Linked DNA regions of Homo sapiens: region 1 is linked to region 2. A link is a contact called in ENCODE Hi-C or POLR2A ChIA-PET data. All regions are on one chromosome and are shown on one strand. Each heading gives the region's core, a stretch centred on a gene start or an enhancer-like site at or near the end of the contact. The rest is flanking DNA. Distances are from core to core; before and after follow the strand shown. Region 1 overlaps CAMKMT (calmodulin-lysine N-methyltransferase). Region 2 overlaps THADA (THADA armadillo repeat containing).

Evidence for each region. Hi-C counts contacts between places; a loop is a spot of excess contacts on that map. ChIA-PET counts read pairs that join two places held with the same protein, here RNA polymerase II (POLR2A).
Region 1: a loop to region 2 is called in a map of posterior vena cava, with 23 times the contacts of the local background. The contact joins two enhancer-like sites. A Hi-C loop is called at or near these places in 1 of 168 maps with a recorded cell type or tissue (posterior vena cava). POLR2A ChIA-PET finds 5 or more read pairs at or near these places in 1 of 52 experiments (activated T-cell).

Annotation. Positions count from the first base shown.
Region 1 is chr2:44,577,469-44,582,537 of GRCh38, reverse strand. The region is part of intron 3 of CAMKMT (calmodulin-lysine N-methyltransferase); the gene reads right to left. Among named protein-coding and RNA genes, the nearest start is that of CAMKMT, 220 kb to the right of the region's middle. Within about 2 kb of position 3,242, at least 5 of the 41 ENCODE cell types and tissues checked have a DNase peak (open chromatin) inside an H3K27ac peak, as active enhancers do.
Region 2 is chr2:43,341,969-43,347,150 of GRCh38, reverse strand. It overlaps THADA (THADA armadillo repeat containing), which reads left to right. Exons shown (of 38, transcript NM_022065.5): 30 at 2,914-3,029. Among named protein-coding and RNA genes, the nearest start is that of LINC01126, 120 kb to the right of the region's middle. Within about 2 kb of position 3,015, at least 18 of the 41 ENCODE cell types and tissues checked have a DNase peak (open chromatin) inside an H3K27ac peak, as active enhancers do.

The sequences.
Region 1 (5,069 bases), core at 1,993-4,492, 1.2 Mb before region 2:
TGTGCCTTTAAAATACAATGAGCAGGTAACCACTGACCTTTATAAAACAATGGCCCAGAAGTTGGCAGAAAGAATGAGACAGCTTACCAGGCACAACTGAGTGCATTTAGAAATGGAGAATTATGTTTAAGTATCGCTTCATCTATTTTACTATTTGGGAATTTGAATGATCAGCACCAAAACATTAATATTTTTATGGCATTGCACTGTTAGTGAGGTACATCCTTTTTATGCTCTTTTCTTTTCAGAGAGAAAGAGCAAAAATGACACTGTGAACACTGTCAAGTTCACATATATGTATTTGTGAAGCAATCTAAATGTCAAAATAGACTAAAGACATTCTTTCTGTTCTTCCATGTAGTTTCAGAAAGGCCCGGTTTAGGTATTAGGATGTGATGCCATCCTGTACTTACCTACGATGGATAGAATGATCCTAAAGTACAAGGAAAATAGGACATGGTAACATAAATAACGTTTGAGAATTTTTTCATATAAACAAAACATTCTGTTAAAACCATCTAGTTTTTGTTTTTGTTTTTGAGACGGAGTCTCGCTTTGTTGCCCAGCCTGGAGTGCAGCGGCACGATCTTGGCTCACTGCAACCTCTGCCTCCATGGTTCAAGCGATTCATCTGCCTCAGCCTCCCAAATAGCTGGGACTACAGGCGCGCGGCACCACGCCTGGCTAATATGTGTACTTTTAGTAGAGATGGGGTTTCACCATATTGGCCAGGCTGGTCTCGAACTCCTGACTTTGTGATCCACCCGCCTCAGCCTCCCAAAGTGCTGGGATTACAGGCGTGAGCCACCACGCCCGGCAAAAACCATCTAGATTTTTTAAAAACAGCCACCAGCTATAAAATTTACAGTGCTCTTTATATAAAATGATTTTGTCTATAAAAGTAATCCCATGTTAGACCTTGGGCTTTGGAATGTTATAATTATTTAATAGCTCAAATAGTCTCAAAAATTACCCAATGCAATAATTTATTTAAGTAACATTGAGGTCTTTATTTTTTAATCCAGTTGGATGAAACCTTAGATCTGTCAGTATACACATATTTAATGGTCAGCCTGGATAACCTAATAAGACAGAGCAGTAGAATATAACAAACTTGACTTGTATTCAGAAGAAACAGATTTAATTCCAAGCTCTACTGCTCATTGACATGTGATCTTAGCCCATTTGCTTAGCTTAATGTCGGCTTCAGTGTTCTTGCTGGTAAAACAAAATATTAAGTGATTTGTCATAATCCTTAGCACATGATAAACAGCTATATACATAAAGGTTTCATTATTATCATCAGCTAGATACACATAGGCTTTTTGTTATTACATTCTTACAAAGAGACAAATTCAGAAAAGGTAATCTTTGAAAATTTCTCCTTTTGATCTCATCGGAAACATACTTGCACTGCCTAGTTTGCAGACTAGCTATATTCTGACATTTGTGTAGTCAACCACAACCACAGCAAGCAGGATGGCATTTATCTTTTATAATAATACAGAGTGCTCTGTCATAAAGTAGGGTCACTGAAATGAGTAATAATCCCACCAGCATCTAAGGTACAACCAGCAGGGTCCAGGTCAACAGGCAAGCAGCCGATAATTTGCCCAACAACACTGAATTTCATCTGCCCACAGCCTCTATCTACTGATTATACAATCAATACACCTCAGATGAGAAGAGCTAACAACTGACCGGGGCAGATCAATGCTAGCAAATAAGCGCTTCATGACAAAAAGTTTGATAATTACCATTCTGAAGCCGTGTAAATGTTGTTTCTATTGTAACAACATTCATGATGATACTGCTATGATTGCACTGTTATTATAGGTTTAATGTTAGGCAATCAAGCTACAGTGGTCTAGATATCAACAAACAGCATCAAAAGAAAACATCAAATTGTCCCTATTCTTTTGACACTGTAGCTGAGAAATTTTTCTATGTTAGTGGCCCTAAATGAACAATAATAAGTGACAATTTAGTGAAAAACACTATTTTCACATCTTACAAAAGTCATGCAATATAGATTGATACAAGTATGATTATTTCTAGGACCACTTGAACCAGGGGATTAAAATAAATTCAGTCCTGTGACCATGGTTTTTCCTTCTTTCTTTTTTTTCACATACATCATTTAAAGAGGATTTATGTAAATTTTCTCTGTACTCATAATTTTTCAAGCATTAGTGCAGTCATAAGTATAGGGCACCTTGGCTTGATTTAATTATTATCGTTTCTAATTCAGCACACTTTATTTTATTTTACTTTATTTTATTTTATTTTATTTTTGAGCCCTGATTGCTAGTTCATTCTCAATCATTAGCATTTAGAAGAACTAGTCATTACTGGTTTTCAATAGCTGCTTGGGTTCCTATAAGCACTTAGAGTCTTAAAACACAGAAATGGAAAACAGACATTTCAAAGGTAGAACAAATCATGACTCCTAGAGGTAGGGTACAAGAATCCCTGGGTGCGTGGGCACTGAAGCACACAAATTCTTAACTTTCCCATTTGCTTTTTAAAAACCACAGGAATTGGGTCTAAAAAAAACTAGGACACCTCATTTCTGTAAGATGCTTGCTCATATAGAAAACTGGGAACTGATTCCAAATGAAAGGCTTTCCAAAAGAAATGGCAGTCACTTTGGACCACAATAATCATTTATACAAGGGTATGTCTGACTTTCGATTTGTGCAACACACACTTTTAATTGTCACGTCCATAAATACATCCCCCAGCTGCACCCAGGCAGCAATAAAGTTACCTGTCTAAAACTTGGTCTCCACATCCCTGAGTGGCCAAATCTCTCACTGTCTGGAGTAAATCAGCTGCCTTTCCATGTAGATAAGAGACACAGAGCCGGGGAGGGCAGCAATGCTCAAGAGTTTGTCAATAGCTCAGGAGAGAAAGGGCAAACCAAAAACCTTTTGTGGGCAGTAATGCGAGTGAGATTTTCAGCATGCTCAGAGGTTGCTGTTAAATGTCTTTTTCAACAGCATTCTCTTTCTTTCCATGCAGCTTCTACCTCGCAATAGAGTCAAAGAATGTGATGTACATTAAAATGCTTTGCCTCTCAGATGGGGTTCATTTTTATTCAGGGACAATTTTGCTGACTGACAGGTAAGCGTTTGGTGCTGAAATTGGACCTGTACAAGAGCTTTGCATTTCATTTGCTCCATTACACCAGCGCATGAATTACTGGGCTTCCATGTTGGCATCTTTCCATTACTTTTAAATACCTGACATGAGCAAAATGACTCATCTGACATTTCATGTAACAAATTTGTTCCAAAAAAAAAATAGAACATTATTATACTATTTTATATATGTGGGTACCACAACCTTCTGCCCTAATCTGACCAGAAATTGTTAAGTGTATAAATGGTAGCTGATATCAGTTTAAGAAAACACACTGCCAATGACAGCTATAAAATCTCATGGCAAAGAAATATGTCTGCTTTTCCTATTACCCACTGTCACTTCAACCTACTTCTTGAAATGTTAGCAAACTTCAGTCACAAATGGAGCTTTGTATTTTGGTTTCACTTCCACCACTGCGTAAACTTTGAGACATTATTTATTCCAATACACAATGAATCAACTTTTTCACTTTTAATCAGTGCTAACAGAGCTGAGGAGTTAAGATGCCTGTACCAAATAGTCATTTGTAGTCACAATACTACTATTTACTGACTAGTACAAAATTATTTGGTCTTCAACTTCTTCTAACTCTCACTTTCCCTTTGATTGCTTTTTGTTGCTTTTTTATTTTTAAGCAACAACTTAAAAATAATACGGACCATGACTCACAACCCTAAGATATCTCCTCATTCCAAACTTAACACCACATCCCATTACCCAATACCACATCCCATTACCCAATTTGCCTTGTAGAACTAGGAAAGTGTTTCAGTTCTTTGCTAAAGGCCAGTGTTAGCCTAGACAGCTTTGCTCCAGGCAGATTAGGAAAGAAAGAATCCTCAGTTTTATGACTCAGCCAGGAGTTTTTCCCACCTCTTCACTTAAAAATACCTCAGTAACACATTACAACCTGCCATATGAGGCTGAAGATCGCAGATCTACACTCAAATAAGGGTTTTTCTAGGTGACAGTATAACATTTCATAAAGCAGCAGCATAATTATGTGACAGCAAAATTTAAAATATCATGTTCACTGTTAGTATGAATACATCGAATTAATACAGTATTATTTCCATATGAAATTATTAGCCTCATTATTATATAATGGTATTTTCTTTAATAAATGGTCTCATATTATAAATGTTAAAGTACTTTATGTTACGGTGTATTCTTTTTAACAATGTTAATTTACCCTCAACCATTATTCCTATGCTGAATTTATATAACGTGTAGGTAATGAGAGATCACCTCCAACCCGCCTGAGCTCTCATGTGGGCCCTTCAGCTGGATCTAGAAACCAAATTGACACAAGGCAGATTTACAAGAGAAAAGCATACACATTTTATTAGTTTTACATGTACATGGGGATCTTCACAAGAGAGTGAAGTCTGAAGAAGTGGCCAAAGCAAGATGCTTTTATACTTTTTGGATGAAGAATAATAAACTTAAGAAGAAATGATAGGACAAAGGCGATCTGTCTACGGGCAATAAATTCCTAGGGGAGTCACTAGGAGATACAAGCGGGGTGTAAAACTAGTAGAAGATAAGGGTTACTTTGGAAAATATATTTAATTGGGTCCACTGCAGCCCCCTGTTCCCAGCCTCTGGTTGATAAGAGCTATTTCCTGGCTCTAGTAAAGGGAGGATCTCGTCCAAAGGAATATTCTCCCTCTCCATCTCCCTCTCCCTCTCCGTCTCCCTCTCCCTCTCTGTCTCCCTCTCCCTCTCCCTCTCTCTCCCCCTCCCCGTCCTTTCTTTCTTTCATTTTTTTTGAGACAGGGTCTCACTCTGTCTCTCAGGCTGGAGTGCAGTGGTGTGATCATAGATCACTGCAGCCTGGACCTCTCAGACTCAGATGATCCTCCCATCTCAGCCTCCCAGGTAGCTGCCACTATAGGCATGTACTACCACACCTGGCTAAT
Region 2 (5,182 bases), core at 1,766-4,265:
ATCCATGCTCTTCCACTTTCCCATGAGGCTGGATTCTTAGCACTAATCTAGCCTTCCTGCCTCCACCATCAGATGAGGCATCCACTGGGATGAGGAGTACGGCGTGATTCAGCTCTCCGTTCCACTCCAGACACAGAAGTCGGCACTACGATAGCTCACAAAACCCAAGGGAATGTGTCCTAAAGGAGTGAATATAGGAAGAAGCACCAAACACCAACATCGTTTTTATTTGGCAAATGCTTGTTGAATTCCTACAGTGCATCAGACTTGTTGGAGGGGGAGGTCAAGCATACAAACAAAAGTGATGACGATGCTGCCATGCAGGTTGTAAATCATGACCAGGCAGAGTCAGGAAAGCTATTGATTTTTCATGTCTCCATGACTAGAATGTAAGCTACAGGAAAGCAAGGAACTATCTGGTCTCTGCTGCAGCCCCTTGGACAGTGCCTGGTAATAAGAGTTGTTTAATAAATATTTGTTGACAATGTTTGCCAATTTAGGACACATAAAATGACACTGAACTTCTGAGTTCTCATGTGTGTTGGCAGTTAATCATCCTCCTTGGTTCTGGCAGCTTTGGTTTCTCTGTGCTTGGTTCAGTACAGGCCTGGGTCTGACTGCTTTCTTAGCCTCAGAATTCTTTGGGACCAGAACTTTAGGAAAGTGAGGAAGAAAGAGTTGCCTTGCTACTTGCCATCCTTTAAGAGCTGGTGGACAAATTGCCCTTCTTGGGAGCTGCCGGAGCTCCTGAGTCTGACCTTGATCAAATCTTAGTTTCAAAGGGCCTGGCCTTATACCTGGACCTCATGCCAAAGGATGGTCTCATTTTTCTTGAACCCAACACACTAAATGTCTATGAGGTTAGTTGTGTATTCAAATATTTTTATTTTCTTAAAGAAAAATATCTCAAAAACACTAACCTGTTTCATACAATTGCTTATAAAACTTTCTTTCCTTTCTCTTTCCCCTGTCTTCTCTTCTCCCTCTCCTTCCCTGCCCCATTTTTTTCCATGACTTCTCTGACCCTGGCCCTTTGACATGCTTATTTCCGCCACAGTTCTTTTCAGCGTACCTGGCTCTCCATTTGTCTCGTGTAAATAGATCGCTCTCCATTCCTGGTGAATAACCAGGGTCACAATTGTCTGGTTTGTACCCAATGTGACAGAATTGTAGGCTGATTTTCATAAACCAGAGCTACCAAGCGTTTCAAAAACAGTCTTGTTTTTGCCAAGTAAGGTGAGCAAATATAGGACTAAGTTTAAACATCCATCAGGAGTTATTTTTGAAGTGATTGCTTCTAAATGAGAAGCATTTGAAAATCTCACAGGTTTCTTTACAAGTAAATTCCGAAGTCATGCATTTTGCTGGTGTCTGCTGATTAATTGCGATCCTGTGACACCATGAAAAGCCCTGGTGGTTGGTTTTGTGCAGCTGTAGAGAAAAGTAAAGCAAAGCCCAGTGACTTTGCCAGCTCTTTCAGGACAGTGGGGATTCAGGCTGAGGAAGGTATTTTTTCCCTCTGGCAGTCACCACATAAGAACAGAAGCTCCAGCCAGACCCATTGCTCCAGACTCCACGTCGGGTGGTTTGGGTCCCTGCGGGGGTGTGGTGAAGGCATGACATTTGATCTGTTGCTTCTGAAATAACAGATCCATTATTAGACAAAGCATTTTCAGTCTCCACATTGGGACTTGTGTGCACTCTCCTGTACAGTTACTTCTGTTTAGAAGAAATTTATTTTGATTCTCTAAACAGAAGGTGCTTGGCATGTATTTGTTGTTGGTGATTGCAGACGTCTGACCCAGTAAAACCTGCCAGTCTACCCATTTAGGGTCTGATGACTCTGGATTGATTTTATCTGGCCTTTTCTGTTTCTCATTACCCCCTTCCGTATCTAACTCTCAATTATTTCACTATTGTCAGCCCATTGTTGATAGGAGAGAAAGAGAGGAAAACGTTGAATCTGGTTACACAGAAAGAATCATTCACAGCTCTAGAGAAGGATATAATAGGGAAAGAAAACAGATGTTATTAAAATAGACTTTCAGAGTTCTTAGTGTGTTTATCTATGCTTACTTTGCCACACCCACCTCTTCCTCTTGATTTAGATAAGGAGGCTGGAGACTGAAGGATTTCTCTTGACTTGCATTTCTCTCCTTGGCACTAGCCAAGGTCAAAAGATCTCATTTATGCCCTTGTCCTTATTCTTTGTCTGCTATAGATTTGTACTCCTCACAGAGGCTTTGCGGATGTCATTGCTGAATCCAGTACATACATACGTGCATACATGCATATACACGAGTATCCTTGTATAAGTGGGGCACGTCTGCATTGCTGCATTCACTCCTGACATCGAAGGGAAGATCTGCTAAAAAAAAAAAACAAAAAAAACCCTAAATAGTTACAAACATCACTGCCCAGTATTTGCTAAGGCAAGAATTAGTTTGACCTACTTCTTTAGCCACGACTGTTCTAATGAACTCAGACATGTAAACCAGTTTAGACTCTCAAACAATGTATTTTTCTTTAAATTTAAGACTTTGACTTTAAAAGGCACATTTTATTTTCATGTGCGACAGCTAACATAAAGATGTTTGCATTTCTTTGCTGAAATCAGTGTATAGGTTGTTTGTAACTAATAAACTCTTGTGGCAGATGATTGTTGGGCCACAGTCATCAGTTTTGGGGATTGTGTGAGAAACCCATAGCAAAGTATGGATTAAGGACTTGGGTTTCTCGGCACTGCTACATCCTCCAAAACCAACATGCCTTTCTGCAAAGAGACCAGAGCTACATTCTGCAGGTGTCTGTTTTCTTTGAGGGGAACATTTTAAGGAAACTTAAAAGGGAGGAACTGAGCATTTAGGAAAAATATATTTTCACAGCAGGATTTTTTTTTCTTTTTTGGTTTAGGTTTTTCATTTGTTGCAAGCCTACTCAGACTCCAAACACGGAACGAATTCAGACTTCCAGCACGAGCTGACTGACATCACTGTTTGTACCAAAGCCAAACTCTGGCTGGCCAAGAGGTATGTTAAAATCCCACATGAGCAAGGAGTTATCAGGGGTTAGGAATACATTTGAGAATTGCTGTTTCTAGTTGTGGGGAGTTTTAAAAGTCATTGGCATGAGTTTTCTAAACTTATTGGAGTATTTATCCTTTTAGAACTTTGGGTTGTGGTAAAGAAAGAAAAATATTTTCTTGACAATTTTTCTAAAACTGCTAAGTGACTGAGGGGCATGTAATATGGCTTTTTGTCTGCCCACCAATCAGCTTGTTTTTGTTGAAACCTGCTGCGTGCCCAGTCCTGTGTTAGATATTATAACAATGAAAGGCAGTAATTGACTAAATCATGTGGTACAGACTCTTAGGTGCCGTGGCAACTCAGAGATTAGAGATTGCTGTAGGCTTGAGCAGGCACTGAGGGACAGATAGGGTGTGAATAGCAAGAGGGGATGGAAGTTGCCTTTCTTAGGTGGGTAGTAAGGTAGCTTGAATAAGCAAGGCAAAAAAGAATAGAAACATATTTTTCATCCTTGCCATTGTTAGTTTATCCTGGAACTTAGAACATTTACTGTGTGAAAGATGAAGGAGTAAAAGGAATTTCTCATGTAATATACAGGGAGTCCTCTCTGTAATGCCATGTTCAAAATCTGTGTTGCAGGACTCTGGTGGTGGTAGGATAGTGTTAACTGCAAAGGCCCTCCGTAGGTCCTCTGTAAGTTCCACCAGAGTAGCTCCAGAAGAGGCGCATGTGTTAGTGTTACTACCTTTCCTGCCATAGTACACGCATTTAATTAAGAGTCAGTTTATTGGCCGGGTGTGGTGGTTCATGTCTGTAATCCCAGCACTTTGGGAGGCTAGGGCAGAAGGATTGCTTGAGCCCAGGAGTTCAAGAACAGCCTGGACAACATAACGAGACCCCATCTCTACAAAACAACGACAACAACAAAAATTAGCCAGGTATGGTGGTGCATGCCTGTAGTCCCAACTACTTGGGAGGCTAAGGCAGGAGGATGGTTTGGGCCCAGGAGTTTAAGGCTCTAGTGAGCTGTGATTGCACCACTGCACTCCAGACTGGGTGACAGAGTGAGACCTTGTTTCAAAAATAAATAAATTTCTGATGCTTAGAGTTTGAGAAACAAACAAGTTGAAAAAAAAAGAAAAAAGTATATTGGCTGTCTAAAGTAGAAGCCTCTCTTTTTTATTTTTCAAAAAGTGTGCTTTTGGTCACTTTTGTTGGGCTCTTACCTTCTGTGGCAAGTCAAGTAATGGGCTGTGTGAGGCTCTCAAATCAGTTTAATTCAACAAAGCATTGTTGAGCACAGGCTACCTGCTAGCCTTTGTGTTAGGAGATATAGGGATACAAAAATATAAAAGAGCTAGTCCTGGCTCCAGGGACTTCCAGGAAGTGAGAAAGACGTGTATAAATAATTTTCATCTGGTATATTAAGTATTATAACAAATGTCTGTAGTAGGTACAGCATTACGCCAGAAGAGGGGTGAGAGAGGGCTGACATCAAACTGGCCATCAAGAGTGAGCCAGAATTTTGCCAAGTGGCCAACACAGGTAGGGGAATTCCAGGCTTAGGTAACGGCATAGGCAGAGACACAGCAATATGAAACGGCACTGTAGGTTTGCAGAACCATAAGGAAGTTAGCCCTCTGGAACCTAAAGTGTAAGGCACAAGTGGCAGAGAATGGGGCTCAGGAAATATGCCCAGGCCACACAGTGAAAGCTCCTGTAAGAAACCTTTTGGTGAAGGAGCCAGCGGTGGATTTCCCAATGTGTGGATGTGTGTATCTCAATTATTGTCTCAACATTAATAGCTTTGGATAGGGATATTGATGGAGAAATTATCTTGTGTCTGAAATGCCGGTAAAGTTATTGGGAGCCTCTCATTTTTAGTCTGTTAGTCTATTCTCCCTTTTTTTAGACAGGGTCATGCTCTGTCACCCAGGTTAGAGTGCAGTGGCGCTACCACGGCTCACTGTAGCCTTGACCTCCTGGGGCTGAAGTGATCCCTCCGCCTCAGTCCCCTGAGCAGCTGGGACTACAGGCACACGCCACTATGCCTGGCTAATTTTTGTGGGGTTTTTTGGTGGAGAAGGAGTTTCAACAGATTGCCCAGGCTGGTCTCGAACTCCTGAGCTCAGGTGATCCACCTGCGTCGGCCTCCC